2 separate regions of the Mus musculus genome follow, and region 2 is linked to region 1. A link is a contact called in ENCODE Hi-C or POLR2A ChIA-PET data. All regions are on one chromosome and are shown on one strand. Each heading gives the region's core, a stretch centred on a gene start or an enhancer-like site at or near the end of the contact. The rest is flanking DNA. Distances are from core to core; before and after follow the strand shown.

Evidence for each region. A loop is a pair of places that touch in the nucleus more often than their neighbours do. ChIA-PET counts read pairs that join two places held with the same protein, here RNA polymerase II (POLR2A).
Region 2: a loop to region 1 is called in a map of left cerebral cortex, with 2.4 times the contacts of the local background. The contact joins the enhancer-like site here to the promoter of Clasp1 in region 1. A Hi-C loop is called at or near these places in 4 of 37 maps with a recorded cell type or tissue (gastrocnemius, heart and left cerebral cortex). POLR2A ChIA-PET finds 5 or more read pairs at or near these places in 2 of 5 experiments (Patski and embryonic stem cell).

What each region holds. Positions count from the first base shown.
Region 1 is chr1:118,387,292-118,392,159 of GRCm38, forward strand. Clasp1 (CLIP associating protein 1) reads left to right here and starts at 1,767. Exons shown (of 43, transcript NM_001359328.1): 1 at 1,767-2,230.
Region 2 is chr1:118,431,855-118,436,696 of GRCm38, forward strand. The region is part of intron 2 of Clasp1 (CLIP associating protein 1); the gene reads left to right. Among named protein-coding and RNA genes, the nearest start is that of Gm26080, 19 kb to the right of the region's middle. Within about 2 kb of position 3,287, at least 2 of the 3 ENCODE cell types and tissues checked have a DNase peak (open chromatin) inside an H3K27ac peak, as active enhancers do; they include gastrocnemius and left cerebral cortex, where a contact is called at or near this core.

The DNA.
Region 1 (4,868 bases), core at 517-3,016:
TGAGTAACAATATGAATCAAGTGTGGCTATCTTCATTTTGTTTCCAACTTTTCTATTAAACGTGACCTTTTAAAAAAATCATTCACTCATTTGTTCATTATTTATGTTTGTGTTGAGTATTTATTGAGCTTATGGGCCATAATGGCCATGTGGAAGTGAGCAGATAACTTGTTCTCCCCTTCCATTGTGGAGAACAGAATTCAGGTAACCAGGCTTGTCAGCTTGTGCCTTTATTCAGTCATCTTGAGTCATCTCCTGTGTCCCTAAAAGTAGAATCCTAAAGACAGACCGATATCCATGTTCACAACATTGTGTAGAATAGCAAATGACGAAAGTAGCCAGGGTGGTGAATGCATGTACTGACACATTATTCAGCTTTAAAGAGGGCACTCTGGACACATGCTACAACATGCACTGACAGCTCTGGAGTCTATTAGACTATGTGAAATGAACCAGTTATAAAAACACCAAGACTGGGCTGGAGAGATGGTTCAGCGGTTAAGAGCACTGACTGCTCTTCCAGAGGTCCTGAGTTCAATTCCTAGCAACCACATGGTGGCTCACAACCATCCATAATGAGACCTGATGCCCTATTTTGGTGTGTCTGAGACAGCTACAGTGTACTTACATATAATGAATAAATAAATCTTAAAAAAAATAAAAAGACCAAGACTATATGACTCCACTTTCAAAATACTCTCAGTATTTTAATCCATAGAAAGCAGAATGGTGGTAATCAGAGCTAAAGGTAAAGAGGAATTACAAATTAACAGGTGCATTTTTTGTATGACAAAAAGAAAGCAGAAGAGTGGCTACTTAACAATGTAAGTGCACTGAACTGTACAATAAAAACCAGCTACAACGTTTCTTTTGTTAATATGCACAAATTCCTTCCCATTGAACTTATCAAACTTTTCTTGGGTTTCTCTTTTCCTTTCCAGTTGACTACTCTCCACACATTGTTCTCCCAGCATACCACCCACTTCCGCTCGGCCCTTGACCCGGCGGTATTTCTTTCTAGAACGCGCTTCAGGGTTTTCCACCCACGGTTAGTAAACTTGCTTGCATTTACATCTTAAAGATGTTACTTTTTCTATATTCAATCACGAGTCCCGTCCTGCATGTGAATCCTATACCTTTTCTGCACCACACAGGTCTGTGATTGGCTTTATTGTTTTGGCTTGCCTTTCCAAGTCCGGAAGATCTGACGGCGTTATCACACATCTCCCAATACATACACATTCCCGCACAAAAGAGTCCCCATAAACACCCAGTCTTGACAGAGGAAGCCAATCCGACACTTTAAAAGTGATTTTCACCAGTGTACAACTGCAACACAAAAGCTCTCAAATCCAAACTGTTGGGTAGCACACGGGCGTAGAAGGACAAAACAGGGCGTCCTTAGGCTCCTTGAAAGTAGCGCTGCAATCTGCATAGCCCAAAAACCTCAGATATAACCTGAAGGCCACGCGGGACGCGAGGCGACGTTGTTGTGAAGGAACTTAGAAAAGAAACTGGCACACTCTCACACCAATCTCAGCAGCCTCCACCTCGCGCCCTGGCTCGCTAAAGCGCGAAGAACGGTTTAAAACCTGGGCTTCCGGTAGCAGCGCTTGTACGCATATTCAGGACAAGCCCAACGCGCTGTCAGCTACGGGAAGTCGCGGGGGCCAATTTCTTTCACTGAAGTCGCCCGGTAAATAGCGGGCACCCGTAACCCAGAAGTGAAAGATTGTTTAATTCAAGTATCAAACACCTCGACAATCAAAGGAAGTTCCGGCTGGAAGCGCTCCTGACTCCTCTCTAGCTCTTTTATCGCACAGCCTTCTCCTAGTCTTGCTCGAGTTTTGCTTCCTCTCCTTTAAAGGCTCTAAACATTCCTTAAATTCTCCTTGGTCACCTTTTTTTATTAAAGCACCTTTATGCTACGGGTCGCCATTCGGGTCAAAGGCAAAGGCGGCGGGACCTGAAACTTCATGCGGGCCCCAGCGCTGGGCGTTACCATAGAGAGGAAGCCACCTCTCTGGGCTGAGATTACAGTCTCTATGGTTCAGCCCGGCCGGTGGCGGTAAGAGGACACAGGGAGACCTCTCTGCGCAGGCGCATTTTGGTTTTTCATTTTTTTTTTTTTTTTTTTTAATCCCCGCACCAAGCGCTTAACCTCATTGGGGTGGAGGAGAAGGCGGTGGCTGTCCGGTCCGCAGCCGCAACAGTAGTGAATAATAGAACTGTAAGTACCGGGTTTAAGACGAAGAATGCTCAGAATGGAGTCCACTGGAGGGCCCTGCTTCTTTTCCGAGCGGCGGCGGGCGCAGGGTCCGGGTGGGGACGGTGTCCAGTGCTGTCAGCCGCTCTGGGGTGCACTTTTGGGGGAGGGGGCGGCCCTGGGATGGGATCTGGGTGAGGACCCAGGACGCGCGGCCTCCGGCTTCAGTTCTGATTGTAGGCTGCTTTGCAGAGGGGAGGTGGGGCGACTGTGGGGTCAAGCCTGGCTTTGTGTGACTGTCTCTTTCAGACCCCACCCCGGGGCCCCTTCCTGACCCGGAGTCTCCCCTGGCCGGCTTGGGAGACGCCAAAGCAGCCCCGGGATCTCTTTGAAAGGAACCGAGATTACACTGAGCGGGAAGGGGCTCCAGGAGAGAAAACCTCACTACAACTAATCATCGGCGAGTGATGGGTGTGGAGAAAGATTCAGAGGGAAGAAGGGGTTGTCGGGGAGGCAGGCCGGGCGGCCGGTGCCCCCAGCCTGGGCCAGACAAAAGCGGAGCAGCCGGGGCCCAGCGGGGTGCGGAAGGTCCCCTTGTCCCAGGAGGGCCCCTCATATAGGATCTTTGCGAAGCAGGGAAGAGCGGACAAGCGCTGAGTTAAGCCTGTGCAGCCTCTCCAACTTGCCTTTGTTGTTCTTCGGTATTGGCAGAGCCGCTCTGACGAAGATGAGTGTGTGATCTTGCACGTTGGTCTGGTTGGATACAATGGAGCGGATTGAATCTTGCTTTCCATTTTATGAGTTGCTTGGATGAGTGTGGGGTTTTCCAAAGTCAATCTCATTACATAATATATCTAGATTTTAAAAATAACTGTGTTTATTTCTTAAATTAAAAGAACAATTAGTTGGAGCCTTAAAGCATGTGTGTCGCATCCGGATGGATTTCTGTGCCGGGATCCGTTCATGAAACACTGACCTAATGGTGGAACCTGTGAGTTCTTTAAACCTGATACTTTAATTTGTGATGTGGCAATGAGCGCTTTGGACGCTCCAGTCCTTTGGGAGATAGTGATGTGGAAGGGTCAGGAGCGATGCCTTTGCATCTACCTTGTACCAGATTCAGGTGCCACAGGCTAGTATCAATTCTGGCCTTAGAGATGATAATTTTATTGTTATTCATGACATATATAGAACTCTTGTTATGAGGGATCCTAAACCGAATGGTCCGGTTTCTTATTCATGGAGTAGGAGCGAGAATGGCAACATTGATGCAGCGACGTAGAGATAGGGAAAATAACACAGCGCCCCAGAGAACTGAGTATTGTTTATCTTTTTTACTTGCTAAGAAAGACTTAAATTTTAATGAGCTGTTTGTTCATTCATCTTTGTAAAGTTGACTAATTGCACCCTTGTAGCAGTAAAACTCAAAATTTCAGTTTCTGTAAGTCACTGTTTATTATGGGCAACATGTAACTGTGTTAGTTTTTATTGTCAATGTGATACAACCTCCTTTCAACCTGAGAAGAGGGAGCTGTGACCTGGGAATTTCCCAGATTAGATTGGCCCGTGGCCATGTCTGTAAAAGCTTGTCTTTCTTGGCGGTTGAGGTGGAAGTGCTCAGCCCACTGTGGGCAGTACTCTCCCTAGGCAGTCCTGCCTGTATAAGAAAGCTAGCTGAGGCAGTCTGTTTTCTGTTTTCTTCTGCTTTTTTTTTTTTTTTTTTTTTTTATCTGAAGCCTTGAAACTCTCTGTCTTGCTATGAGGACTCCTTGTGTTTTGTGTGCCAACTTATGCTAATGAAAATTTGTTTGTAGGCTTCTGAATTCTGGCTCCATGTCAAAATTAGAGGAACATCTTACCTGGCAAGATGCTATCCCTGCTTTATGAGTTGTAGCTAGGGACAGGCTGCTCTGTGAGCAGATTTCCTGCCTGACTTCTTTGAATTTAATTACTCTCTTACCTCTTACGGATTCGGGACACATTTTCTCCCATGAAACTCTTATCACTGAAAGTTCAATCCCATGTGAACCAGTGATTTTAAATGTCAGAGGTTATATGTCCCAATATCATGCTCTGTGTGAAGAATATCTAGATTCACCCCTTCACTTCCCCATGAAAGTAGAGGATGGTAGAAGTTCATGTGGGGGAAATAGTGGATGAGAGGAGATCCAGCATCATCTCAAGTGTAGACTTTGGGGATCTAACTCTGATGTTGGTTGGGAACACTTGTTCCTTTGTTGGACTGTTTTTTTTTTTTCTGGTCTAAGTGGAGAAATGAGGTTGTAAATTTGGGTGATTAAGGCAGCCTTGATATCAACTGCACCACCCTTAAAAGTTGGATGAATGAATGCCTATGGATATAGCTTTTACTATTTCAATGTTTTAAAATGAGTTTGCACTTCTGTATATGTTTATTACTTTTTTTGGGGGGGTGATATGATTTTACAAAGAGCCTTTTCAAACTTTAAAACAGTGAGGTCTATTTTTTAAAATAAAGTTTCGAATATATATATAAAGAAAGAAGAGAAAGCTAGCTGAGTGAGTCAGAGAGCAAGCCGGTAAGCAGCAGTTGTCTTGGATTCTGCTGGGAGTTCCTGCTTTTGCTCTTGCCTTGACTTCAATAATGGATTGTGACCTGGAAGTGTAAGCCAAGTATTACCCT
Region 2 (4,842 bases), core at 2,037-4,536, 46 kb after region 1:
CCTTTCAACTTAAGAACTTCTCCTTGGTGGTTATTATACTGTTTTTAGATCTGGTTCCATTCCTTATGTATATTAAAAATACGAAGTATGAACTATCTATATATTGAACTTTATAAAGGGTTGTGAACAGGTTGAAAACCTGAGTTTGAATCCTAGAACCCATTGTAGAGAGTTGTCCACCTAAAGTTGTCCTCTGACCTCCACATGCATACTATGGTATGAGTGCGCCTGCACTCACATTAATACACACAGACACACAGACACACACACACACACACACACTATAATAGAACTGTATAGTGCTCTCCTTGGGTATCTTATAAGTGAGGAATAGAAACTGAACCAAGTGAAGTTAGGCCTGAGTGGGAAGGGGAGTATGGGAGCGGGTCTAGGCAAGGGAGCCTTAGGACTCACTTCTAGCCCTCCCCTGGATCTGGCCACACCCTTTCTCAGGAACCCAATTCCCTGCTTTCCTTGAGGTTAGCTGAATTCAAGAAACTTGGTCTATCTGTCCATGCAGGGAAATGTCTGGTATGGCATGTACCAGCCTCCTAGTGGAGTCAGGACAGTGCAGTGGTTCATGCATTGTTGAAGGGTTTGGGTGGAGCCTTACTACATAGTCCAGGATGGTCTTCTACCTCCTCTGCATTCTAATTTCAGGCACTTGACATGTATGCAACATATATTTGGCCTTTTGGAATTTAAAAGTGTTTTAGAGCTTTTATTTAAAAGCTTTAGCCCCCTCAAAACTATTAGTTCTGAACACAGGCCAGCTTTGTTTGTGTTGGGTGTGTTCTTTCTGCCCAGCGCTGTTGTCTGTTAAGAGATGTCTGTAAGTGGAGGGCCGCCGGGCTGAATGTGGCAGTTTCCTCCTTCCCTCAGGTAGCTTGATCGAGAAGTGTATTTTCTTAGACTGAGATCTTGATCCCTTTGTTTAAGGGAAAAATGCTGGTTTTTTGTTTGTTTGTTTTTGTTTGTTTGTTTTTCTTCTGCTCTTTCCCAAAGTAGATGTATCCTGTTTAGGGCAGGGAATGCATACCTGGAAATGGGGACATCAATAGGGGACAGCTATTGGACTGATTCTCTGGGGAGCTGTGTTTTAACTCTTAACTTGCTGATGACTCTGAAATCCTGACCTCTCTCTTGTTGGTCTAGCTTTGTATTCTGTACTTGCTGGCCAATGCTCCTGTGCTGCTGAGATGCTTAGAACAGAGTCTCTGTGTTGTTAGCACTTCGACTCCTCGGTTCCTGGTTGGTACTCTTTCTTTCTTTTTTTCTGCTGTTTTCTGTGAAAGTGACTCTATTCCTGTGAACTGGGCAATTTGTAATAGAGAAGCTAGGAGCCTGAAAGTCTGGAGTTAGACTGTGCCGTGCAACAAACTCTTCCTGGGCAGACGCAACACACACATCTACTCACCCCAGAGAGAGAGAGCCAATGAGAGAGCAAAGTACAGATGCCACCAGAGTCTAACTTGGTGAACAAGTGAGTTTTATTGGAGTTACTTAGAGCAGTATGAGTGAGGGGTTACTCACAGGAGCAGAAACGACTCAAGGACAGCTACATCACCGCGGCCCACCCCAGCTATGGGACAGTTCACGAAGCACACTGCTCAGCCTTCAGGTAGCTCAACAGGTTGGGAGTGACCTTTCCAAGTGACTCTGCTCTAAAACATCTTCCAGGCAGCTACTGGTGTCAGTTTTTTAGCTTTTCTCCTCTGAGAGTCTTCTTTGCAGCTCAGCTTTACTTTGTCAGAGAAGGACTCCCAGCTTTTATTATATACTCAGGCAGGGACAGGCCTAGCGAATCTGGTCAGTTTCAGGTACTTCCTGAACATATTTTTGAGTTGTTTACCTTCCTGCTTAAAGGCGCCACCTGCTAGATGGGATGTTTCAAACCAGGAGGGAACTGTTATGCTAGAGTGCATACTTACTCTCTCTCCTTCCCTCACCGTGGTGCTCCGTAAATTGTGTGATCTTCCATTGCTTGGGTAAAACAGGTGGGTGCCCTGTGGAAAAAGGAAGATGATTTTGCTTTGAGTAAAGCCAAGAAGTGAATTCTGAAGTGTTTAGTTTGCTTATGATGGAAAGGAGACTGGAGAAAAGAACTGCCCAGGTGGGAGCTTTACCCTGTGTGGCAGGGTTTGGTCTGTATTAGTACCTCAGTTGCCTTCCTCCCATAGGCCAGTTAGTTCTGAGATTCTTCCAGGTAAAGCAGTGTCCTCTAGGGCAGTGTGTTTGAATTTGAGTGAGTATGTTGTCCATCCTGCAACTGATAGGATGTCCCTGTTTGTAATCTCTTTGTGTAGGGAGTAAGGAAACTAAAACACATCTTGATCTTCCTGTTGGGTTAACAGCAATGGGCAGGAATTCATTTGGGGGAAGAATTTTTTTATAAAAAATGTATCAGATATATAGAAGAGCAACAATCCACTCCATCCCCTGCATATGGACGTGTGTGTGTGTGTGTGTGTGTGTGTGTGTGTGCACATGCATTTTTGTAGAGGCCAGAGGTTGAGTCAGGTGTCTTCCTCAACTATTCCACCTTGTCTTTTTTTTTAAGCATCTTTCCTTTTTTTTTTTTTTTTGTTTTTGTTTGTTTTTTTTTCGAGACAGGGTTTCTCTGTGTAGCCCTGGCTGTCCTGGCACTCACTCTATAGACCATGCTGGCCTCGAACGCAGAAATCCACCTGCCTCTGCCTCCCGAGTGCTGAGATTAAAGGCATGCACCACCATGCCCAGCTTTTTTAAAAAGATTATTTTATGTACATGAGTACACTGTAGCTGTCTTCAGACACACCAGAAGAGGGCATCAGATCCCATTACAGATGGTTGTGAGCCACCATGTGGTTGCTGGGAATTGAACTCAGGACCTCTGGAAGAGCAGTTGATGCTCTTAACCACTGAGCCATCGCTGCAGTCCCGCCTTGTCTTTTGAGGCAGGATCTCTTACTGAGCCTGGAGCTTGCTGACTCAGCCGGGTGGATCCTCTTCTGTCCTAACCGCTCAACCCTGGGCTTACATTAATGAGTACTGGGGATCTGAACCAGGTTCTTACACTTTGCAGCCAACACTTTGTTAACAAATAAAACCCTTTATGAGCACAGGGACCAGCTTTGACTTGATGACCACAAGGAAATAGGGCAAACATCCTTTAAAGCACAGGGTCTTTTGTATGGGCCTGCACTCTGTTCTGACAGCCCCTTAGACCGAGTGTAGGAGGGAAACGTGCATCTGTGCGTAAGAACAGCAGGCCTGTTGGGAGGGAGTTAAATGAATGGAGGGACTGGATTTCATAGCATCTGCCATCTTTCAGCCTGCAGTCTGGCTTCCTGGGCTGCCGGTGAAGAGGGTGTGAGTCAGAATCCATCTATCTGAGAGTCATTAATAAAGGGACACCGGCTACACAAAGAGAATCTTCTTGCTTCACGATTTTTGACGTTAGAGGTCAGAGCGCAGGATAAGACAGAGAAGGCTTTTTAACTGATTGAGGGCACAACCTTTCATTTCTAAGTGGTTGGAAGAATTGATGGTTCATTGTCTGCTTGTTCCTGATGACGTAATGGTGTTTTCCTCAGACTGGAGTGCGGCTTTTGGCAGTAACTGCAGCACAATTGCTTGAAAATAACAGAGTCTGTAAACATCAAATATGTGTTTTCTATGCATGTTCTGTGTCTATGCATTCATGAAAGAAGTATGTGAAAGCTAAAAAGGAAAAAAAATCACATAAAACGAGAAATGATGGCTTTTGATTGGGACCAAGGCTTTGCTGAGTAAGTCTAGCTTTTTAGCTTTATACTCTGTAGATGTTCATCTGGATGCTGTTAACATTGAACTTAAATATGTATAGAAAGTCTGCATTTAGTATATGAACTGTTTTGATGAGTTTTGCCAGCTAAATGAGCAAATACTGGTGTGAATTTATTTTAATTACTTCTTTTACTACATTTTAACATTTAGCTTAGCGTTTACGTGTGTGTGTGTGTGTGTGTGTGTGTGTGTGTGTGTGTGTGTGTGTGTGATTGCTGTAGTTTTCTTTTTTTTTGGTTTCTGTTCAGAATTTTGAGATAGAAGATGGTAAAATATGCCGTGGCCAAATGTTCAGAGTTGATTAGCAGTGCAGAAAGAGTGAGCTAAATCTGTTAGTTTGGATTTTACTGTCCAGTGGGAGAATAATTCCAGAAAAGCCTGTATTGCTCAGTACACAGTGAGCCATGTGGCAGAGAAGCATGTTCTTCTTATGGATCCTGTGGCTTAGGAGTGAATGCATTCATCTTTCTCCTTTCCTCAGTGATGCAGTGGCCTAGGAAGAATTGCAGTGCATTGTGCTTTGCTAGGATTGGGAAGTGATGGGGAGTAGCTGTTAAGGGCCTAAGTATCTTTTTTTTTTTTTTTAAAAAAAAGATTTATTTATTATTTACATGTAAGTATGTAAGTACACTGTAGCTGTCTTCAGACACACCAGTAGAGGGCGTCAGATGTCATTACAGATGATTGTAAGCCACCATGTGGTTGCTGGGATCTGAACTCAGGACCTTCATAAGAACAATCAGTGCTCTTAACTGCTGAGCCCTCTCTCCAGCCCCCTAAGTATCTTTCTTAAATGCTGAAGTATTTTAGAATAAGCAAGTGCTGGCTACACAGCTGTTGCATATAATCTAAATTACTTGCAAAGGGGGAGGATCTTATGGCTTGTGAAGAATACCACTTTGGTTTTTTTTCTTTCAAAGGGAATGCTCAAAGAAGTGTGATTACTTTGTTCCTTTGAGGCAAGGTCTCTCAGCCCTGGATGGCTGGGAATTTACACCAGGCTGGCCTCAAACTCACAGGGATCCGCATGGTTCT